2 separate regions of the Homo sapiens genome follow, and region 1 is linked to region 2. Evidence: chromatin loops called from intact Hi-C (ENCODE). Cell type or tissue: B cell. All regions are shown on one strand. Links, peaks and the distances in the headings refer to the core of each region. The heading gives the core; the rest is flanking DNA. Region 1 overlaps SFI1 (SFI1 centrin binding protein). Region 2 overlaps EIF4ENIF1 (eukaryotic translation initiation factor 4E nuclear import factor 1).

What was found. A loop is a pair of places that touch in the nucleus more often than their neighbours do. Peaks named below come from ENCODE experiments on the same cell type or tissue, not always from the same donor. Only the 100,000 strongest peaks of a DNase experiment are listed, where the experiment ranks them.
Region 1: it touches region 2 in a loop (2.4-fold over the local background); 3 of 110 quality-filtered maps call a loop at or near these places.

What each region holds. Positions count from the first base shown.
Region 1 is chr22:31,524,642-31,529,034 of GRCh38, forward strand. SFI1 (SFI1 centrin binding protein) reads left to right here. Exons shown (of 33, transcript NM_001007467.3): 3 at 4,049-4,222. Among named protein-coding and RNA genes, the nearest start is that of SFI1, 30 kb to the left of the region's middle. RefSeq lists an enhancer at 1,585-1,794. In B cell, for the core only: no CTCF peak of the experiment used is centred there; a DNase peak (open chromatin) is centred at 1,750.
Region 2 is chr22:31,475,111-31,479,503 of GRCh38, forward strand. The region is part of intron 2 of EIF4ENIF1 (eukaryotic translation initiation factor 4E nuclear import factor 1); the gene reads right to left. It also overlaps the pseudogene RNU6-28P. Among named protein-coding and RNA genes, the nearest start is that of EIF4ENIF1, 13 kb to the right of the region's middle. In B cell, for the core only: no CTCF peak of the experiment used is centred there; a DNase peak (open chromatin) is centred at 2,451; H3K27ac peaks cover 1,238 bases.

The DNA of each region.
Region 1 (4,393 bases), core at 214-4,213, 50 kb after region 2:
TGGACCGAAGCCATCTGCCTGTCTCAGCTTCCCAAAGTTGCCCCTTTTTTAATTGGATTTTTTTTTTTTTTTTTGCTGTTGAGATGTTTGAGTTCTTTGTATATTCTGCATATTAATCCTCTGTCAGATAGTTTGCACATATTTTTTATAATATTTGTAATCCCATTTTTTTTTATGGAGTCTTACTCTGTCACCCAGTCAGGAGTGCAGTGGTACAAATTTGGCTCACTGCAACCACCACCTCCCAGGTTCAAGCGATTCTCCTGCCTCAGCCTCCCGAGTAACTGGGATTACAGGTGCATGCCACCACGCCCAGCTAATTTTGTATTTTTAGTAGAGATGGGGTTTCACCATGTTGGCCAGGCTGGTCTTGAACTCCTGACCTCAAGTGATCTGACTGCCTTGGCCTCCGAAACTGCTGGGATTACAGGCATGAGCCACCACGCCCAGCCTGTAATCTCATTCTATAGGTTGTCTTTTTACTCTGTTGATTGTTTCCTTTGCTGAGCAGAAGTTTTTGAGATTATCCCATTTTGTTTACTTTTGCTTTTGTTGCCTGTGCTTTTGATGTTTTATTCATAAAATCTTTTCCTAGACGTTTGAAGTATTTCTTCTCGTAGCTTTCTAGTTTTGGATCTTACATTTAGGTCTTTGATCCATTTTGAGTTGATATTTGTATAGGGTGAGAGGTGGGGAGTCTAGTTTCATTTTTCTGCATGTAGATACTCACTTTTCCCAGCACCATTTATTAAGGAGGGTGTCCTTTCCCCAATGTTCTTGGAGCCTTTGTCAAAAATAAATTGGCACTGGGTGCGATGGGTCACACCTGTAGTCTCAGCACTTTGGGACACCAGGACAGGCGGATCACTTGAGCCTGGGAGTTCAAGACCATCCTGCGCATGTGGCAAAACCCCATCTCTACAAAAAATTAGCCAGGTGGTAGCATGTACTTGTAGTTGCAGCTCCTCAGGAGGCTGAGGTGGGAAGATCACCTGAATCTGGGAGGTCAAGGATGCAGTGAGCCGTGATTGCATCACTGTATTCCAGTGGGGCAACAGAATGAGACTCTGTCATTCATAGATAGATAGATAGATAGATAGATAGATAGATAGATAGATAGATAGATAAAGTAGCTTAATAACTTGATACTCTCTGTTCTGTTCCATTGGCCTATGTGTCTGTTTTTATGCCAGTACCATGCTGTTTTGGTTACTACAGCTTTGTGGTTTATTTTGAAGTCTGGTGGTGTGATGCCTCCAGCTTTGTTCTTTTTGCTGAGGATCACTTTGGCTATTTGGGATCTTTTGTGGTCCTATACAATTTTTAAGATGTTTTTCCTATTTATGTGAAGAATGTCACTGGTATTTTTATAGGGCCTGTGTGCATTTTAGCATGTTCTTCTGTCCTCTGTTCTCAACCTTTTTCTGCAAATTGGTAACTGGATTTAGAGACTTAATTAGATTTAAGTTTTATTTTTTGGGAGTAGTACTAGATAATCTTATAGAAGCAAAGCACTGAACAGTACCATACTCAAATATGATACCTGTATTAGAGCATTCTCATGCTGCTATGAAGAAATATCTGAGATAAGTAATTTATAAAGGAAGGAGGTTTAATTGACTCATAGTTCTGCATTTCTAGAGAGGCCTCAAGAAACTTACAATCATGGTGGAAGGGGAAGCAAACACGTCCTTTTTCACATGGCGGCAGGAAAGAAAGTGCAGGGTGAAGTGGGGGAAAGCCCCATATAAAACCATCAGATCTCGTGGAAACTTACTCACTATCATGAGAACAGCATGGGGGAACTACCACCATAATCTAATCACCTTCCATGAGGTCCCTCCCATGACACGTGGGGATTATGGGAGCTACAATTGCAGATGCGATTTGGGTGGGGGCACAGCTAAACCATATCAATACCTATGTTTTGTTGTTGTTGTTGAGACAAGAGTGTCACTTTGTCGCCCAGGCTGGAGTGCATTCAGTTCACTGCAGCCTCTGCCCCCTGGGTTCAAGTGATTCTCGTGCCCCAGCCTCCTGAGTAGCTGGGACTACAGGCGTGTGCCACCACACCCGGCTAATTTTTGTATTTTGTATTTTTAGTAGAGACGGGGTTTCACCATGTTGTCCAAGCTGGTCTCAAATTCCTAACCTCAGGTGATCCGCCTGCCTCAGCCTCTCAAAATGCTGGAATTACAGGCTTGAGCTACCGTGCCTGGCCATCAATACCTACGTTGGAACTATCAGGGAATTTTATTTTTTTCTTTCTTCCTGTCCTGTCTTGTCCTGTCCTGTCGCCCAGGCTGGATGGAGTGCAATGGCATGGCTCACCGCAACCTCCGCCTCCCGGGTTCAAGCGATTCTCCTGCCTCAGCCTCCCAAGTAGCTGAGATTACAGGCACCCGCCACCACATCCGGCTGACTTTTGTATTTTTAATAGAGACGGGATTTCGCCATGTTGGCCAGGCTGGTCTCAAACTCCTGACCTCAGGTGACCCTCCCGCCTCGGCCTCTCAAAGTGCTGGGATTACAGGCATGAGCCACTGTACCTGGCTGAGAACCTGTCTTTAAAAAAAAAATTAGATTGCTTCTACCTTTTGGCTGTTGTGATTAATGCTTCTACCTTACTTTTTATAGTTACCCCGTGCCCTGCAAATATGTTCACTCTTGACTTTCATTTCTTTAAACATATTCATTTTAGCATATACAGCTGTGTGTGTGTAAAGAAAAAGGGGTATGTGGGAACAGTCTGTTCGTTCTTCACAATTTTGCAGTAAACTTCGAATTGTTCTTAAAAAACAAAATCTAAGAGACTGATTGTGGTAGCTCACACCTGTAATGCCAGCATTTTGGAAGGCTTAGTTGGGAGGATTGCTTAATCCCAGGAGTTCAAGACCAGCCTAGGCAACATAGCAAGACCCTATTTCAAGAAAACAATACAATAAAATTTTTTAAAAAGTATATTAAACTTTGTGTGTGTGTTTGTGTGTACATACGTGTGCTTTACCCTCAGTGCAGATATTCTGAAGCAAGAGATCAAGAATGAGATCAGGCCGGGTACAGTGGTACATGTCTGTAATGCCACCCCTTTGGGGGGTTGAGGCAAGAGGATTACTTGAGCCCAGGAATTTGAGACTAGCCTGGGCAATATAGTGAGACCCTGTCTCTAAAAAAATAAAAATAAAAAATTGGCCGGGAACAGTGGCTCAAGCCTGTAATCCCAGCACTTTGGGAGGCCGAGGTGGGTGGATAACCTGAGGTCAGGAGTTCAAGACCAGCCTGGCCAACATGGTGAAACCCCGTCTCTAATAAAAATACAAAACTTAGCTGGGCACGGTAGTGGGTGCCTGTAGTCCCAGCTACTAGGGAGGCTGAGGCAGGAGAATTGCTTGAACCCGGGAGGCGGAGGTTAAACGAGCTGAGATCGCGCCACTGCACTCCAGCCTGGGCAACAGAGTAAGACCTTATCTCAAAAAAATAATAAAAATAAAAAGTTAGCTGGTCATGGTGGTGCATGCCTGTAGTGTCAGCTACTCAGGAGGATGTGGTAGGAGGATTCCTTGAGCCCAGGAGTTCAAGACCAGCCTGGGCAACACAGTGAGACCTCATCTCTTAAAAAAAAAAATTATCAGGACACAGTGGCGAGCACCTGTGGTCCTAGTTGCCTAGTTGCTTGGGAGGCTGAGATGGGAGGATCACTTGAGCCTGGGAGGTCGAGGCTGCAGTGAGCTGTGGTCATGCCACAGCAATCCAGCCTGGGCAACGGAGTAAGAACCTGTCTCAAACAAAAGAAAACTGTGTTAGGCCTAATGACTCCAGGGGGTGCCCTCCAGCTCTGTAGTTCCTGCCTAGAGCTGACCCAGCAGTACCCACCTCTAGTGGTTGGCCAATATTTCTGTCAGATTGGGCTGCTTATTATCCTTGCAGCATAGGTATTGTCAGTCTCAATGAGCTTATCTGTTTAATTTTGCTTGTATATTAAAAGTATTTGCATCACATGCAGAGATAACTTTATTCTCTCCTTGCCTCTTTCGTCCTCAAATTTAAGGTATTTTAAGGATGGTGCAGTTAAGAAACCTTATTCTGCAAAGACACTGTCCAACAAGAAGTCTTCTGCATCCTTTGGGATCCGGAGGGAGTTACCTAGTACCAGTCATCTAGTGCAGTATCGTGGCACACATACTTGTACCCGACAGGGCCGGTTAAGAGAACTGCGCATCAGGTGAGCTTATGAGTGGCCACCAGTCTATGGGTACTTTGCTTTTGTTCTCCTTTCTTGGTTAAAATGGGGGAATGATTCTTATTCTTCCACCGCAATTAGTGGGAGATCTTGATGCCTGTTCTTGGTAGTAGAATGTTCAGATGAAAAGGATATTCAGGAACCTGCAGACAT
Region 2 (4,393 bases), core at 138-4,137:
TAAGACCAGGATATCAATCAGGCATTTGCATTTATTTAGGATTTATTTATCAATTACCTGTCTTATAACTGGATAGAAATACGAATAAAAATTTGTAAGACTGAGATAAACACAGTTCCAAATACAAAGACATACCTAAAGGCTGTTCAAAATTCTGAAAAAAAACTGTCAAAGAACATACAACCTATAAATCACCAGTAAAGATAGGAGTCAGCCAGGTCCAGTGGCTCACATCTGTACTCCCAGAACTTTGGGAGGCTGAAGCGGGAAGACTGCTTGAGTCCAGGAGTTCAAGATCAGCCTGGGCAATATAAGGAGACACCTGTCTCTACAAAAAATATTTTAAAATTCATCGAGTGGGCCGGGCACAGTGGCTCACGCCTGTAATCCCAGCACTATAGGAGGCTGAGGCAGGCAGATCACTTGAGGCCAGGAGTTTGAGACCAGCCTGGCCAACATGGTGAAACCCTGTCTCTACTAAAAATATAAAACTTAGCCAGGTGTGGTAGCGGACGCCTGTAATCCCAGCTACCTGTAGGGAGGCTGAGGTTGCAGTGATCTGAGTTCGCGCCACTGCACTCCAGCCTGGGTGACAGAGCGAGACTCCGTTTAAAAAAAAAAAAAAAAAAAATTCACCAAGTGTGGTCCCCGCTACTCAGGAGGCTGCGGTGGGAGGGTCACTTGAGGTCAAGGCTGCAGCGATCGCACCACTGCTCTCCATCCTGGGTGACAGAGACCCTGTCTCAAAAAAAGAAAAAAACAAAACACACCACGGGAGACTCCAGAGAAATCTTCAGGGCAAACATGGTGTCAGATCTGTAGGGTTAGCACAACTTTGGGGCTGGGGGGAGGGGTTCAGGGAGGATGGAGCAATAGTAATTATGAAAATATCAGATATTACTGTAACACAGAAATCCTAAGGACAAGAGGGCTTAAAATTTTTCTAGTAGAAACAGGAAGGACCTTGCAATATAGGAAATACTTATACATAATGCTACAGGAAAAACCACTGCAAAGCAATTTTTTACTCTTAAAAGTAACTAAAGATTATCACATATCCCCTTACTACCCCATGCAGATACTAAGAACCCTAATGTGCTATTCAATCAAAGACAATCTTTCACGCTTAAATGTGTAAATTCTTAATGTAGGGAAGTTTCTAAGTGGTGTTTTGTTTGAAACTTTTAACTCCAAAGGTAACAGGGATCCCAATAGGTGTTCTCAATTACCACTACAGCTGTTTGCTGAACTCTATAATGATTTTACCTATTTATTTAGGAGTCACCTGGGAAAGGTTAATACTTTAACACAACCACAAAACATCCAGAAAAGCCTAATTTTGGTCCTATTGACGAGGAATCAAAAAATACTTTAACAGAAGTAACAGTCTTAAAAAAAGGAAAATAGGAGGCTAAAGAGAGAGGACAACTAAACATAATATGGTATCCTGGATAGAATCCTTGAACAGAAAAAGGATATTAGTTTAAAAATAGGAAAATATGGGCTGGGCACGGTGGCTCACACATGTAATCACAGCACTTTGGGAGGCCAAGGCGGGTGGATCACTTAAGATCAGGAGTTCAAGACCAGCCTGGCACGCCTGTAATCCCAGCTACTTGGGAGACTCAGGCAGGAGAATTGCCTGAGCCTGGGAGGCAGAGGTTGCAGTGAGCTAAGATCACACCACTGCACTCCAGCCTGGACAACAGAGTAAGATTCTGTGTCAAACAAACAAAAAAATTAGCCAGGTGTGGGGGTGCACACCTGTAGCCCCAGCTACTTGGGAGGCTGAGGTATGAGAATTGCGAACCTGGGAGGCAGAGGTTGCAGTGAGCCAAGACTGCACCCTTTTTGAGGGAGACCCTGTCTCAAAAAAAAAAAAAAAAAAAGGCAGGGCATGGTGGCATGCCTATTGTCCAGGCGACTTGGTTGAGCCCAGGAGATCCAGGCCGCAATGAGCTGTAATTGTACCACCGCGCTCTAGCCCGAGTGACAGAAAACCTGTCTCAAAAAAAAAAGAGGCCGGACGTATTACTTGAGGTCAGGAGTTCAAGACCAGCATGGCCAACATAGCAAAACCCTGTCTCTACTAAAAATTAAAAAATTAGCTGGGTATGATGGCGCATGCCTGTAATCTCAGCCTCACTTGAGAGGCCGAAGCAGGAGAAATTGGTTGAATTCAGGAGGTGGAAGTTGCAGTAAGCTGAGATTCTCCAGCCTCGGCAACAGAACAAGACCTCTGTCTCCAAAAAAAAAAAAAAAAACAAAAAAAACAAAAAAAGAGAATTTGAAATTGAGAGGTTATTCAAAGTTAATGTTTTGTTCAATATAATCTTTCCTCTTAGAGTTATTGCTCTAATCACAGAGTGATAAACACCAACTACTCTCAGTTAAGAAGAGTTAACAAAATTCTCATTTTCACTTCCGTATTCCAGTTTTCGTTGTTGACTTTACATGCTTAGCATACATAGGTGTGATGCTTAAGTGAACAGATGTACAAACTTCACAGGCCTGTAAGAGCAGAAGGCAGAGTAGCAAGCTAGTTACACACTGACATTAACCACACCAGCAACATTATTTGTGCCAGGGCGCACTTTTGACCAAATACAATGGCTAAAACATAGCTCACCTGTCCATAGAGGATAAAGAGCCATTTTCTTCACTGAGAAATGGGCTTAGAAACAAGACAACTCTTGGGTTGTAAAAGTGGCAGGGAGTCACTGTAAACATCTAGGTAAACAGTATTTACTGTTCTTGAAAAGTAAGACTTCTTAAATCAGTTCCATGGTGTCAAGGAGTGTAAGACCTCCCATTTGAAACCATATGGAAAATGATGCATTTGTGCAATTTCTGCAGTGAATGTTCACACCTTCAAAAGATTTCCAATGAATGCCCAAGAGGTTAAAAATTATTGCTTCCAACTGAGCATGTTTCTCAAAATATGGCCCAAGGTCCACGTGGACATTTAGGGAAAAATGAGAGAAAACTTCCTCACTGTTTACAGCACTAAATGTGTTACCTTCCAGCATGATCCTAAGATGCTTAAGGTGGTATCCCAGCACAAGAAGATCCCCTACTTAAGTGGGGAAGAGAGAAACCATGAGCTAAGTCAATACAGTTTGGGCCAGGCATGCTGGCTGACACCTGTAATCTCAAAACATTGGGAGGCCGAGACCAGCTATCACTTGAGTCAGGAGTTCATGAGCAGCCTGGCCAACATGGTGAAACCACGTCTCTACTAAAAATAAAAAAACTAGCTGGGCCTGGTGGTGGACACCTGAAATCCCAGGTACTATTCAGGAGGCTGAGGCACAAGAACTGCCTGAACCCAGGAGACAGAGGTTGTAGTGAGCCGAGATCATGCCACAGCACTACAGCATGGGTGACAGAGCAAGACTCTGTCTCAAAAAAAAAAAAAAAAAAAATGCTGAGTGCAGTGGCTCACACCTGTAATCCCAGCACTTTGGGAGGCCAAGGCGGGCGGATCACGAGGTCACGAGATCGAGACCATCCTGGCTAACACAGTGAAACCCTGTCTCTACTGAAAATACAAAAAAATGGCCGGGCACAGTGGCTCAAGCCTGTAATCCCAGCACTTTGGGAGGCTGAGGCGGGCGGATCATGAGGTCAGGAGATCGAGACCATCCTGGCTAACATGGTGAAACCCCGTCTCTATCAAAAATACAAAAAAATTAGCCGGGCGTGGTGGCAGGTGCCTGTAGTCCCAGCTACTCGGGAGGCTGAGGCAGGAGAATAGCGTGAACCCGGGAGGCGGAGCTTGCAGTGAGCTGAGATCGCACCACTGCACCCCAGCCTGGGTGACACAGAGAGACTGTTTCAAAAAAAAAAAAAAAAAAAGTTTGCTCTCTTTACAACTGTCCACATAATATATCCTGTGTGCCCAGTTTAGTGCCACACATAGACAGATGACTCTTGTCCCCACCCCTACAGCTCTTCCAGTCTCTCGAAAGAAATTTTTTTTTTTTTTTGGAGATGGAATCTCACTCTGTCACCAAGGCGATCTCAGCTCACTGCAACCTCTGCCTCCAGCGTTCAAGCAATTCTGCTGCCTCAGCCTCCTGAGTAGGTGGGATTACAGGCTCATGCCGCCATGCCCGGCTAATGTTTTTCTTGTATTTTAGTAGAGATGCGGTTTCATCATGTTGGCCAGGCTGCCTGAGCTCAGGTAATCCGTTTGCCTCGGCCTCCCAAAGTGTTAGGATTACGGGTGTGAGCCACCATGCCTGGACAAGAGAAGAGTCTTTTTTTTTTTTAAATATGGAACACTTCATGAATTTGCGTGTCATCCTTGCGCAGGGGCCATGCTAATCTTCTCTGTATTGTTGCAATTTTAGTATATGTGCTGCCGAAGCAAGCATGAAAAGAGTTCTTA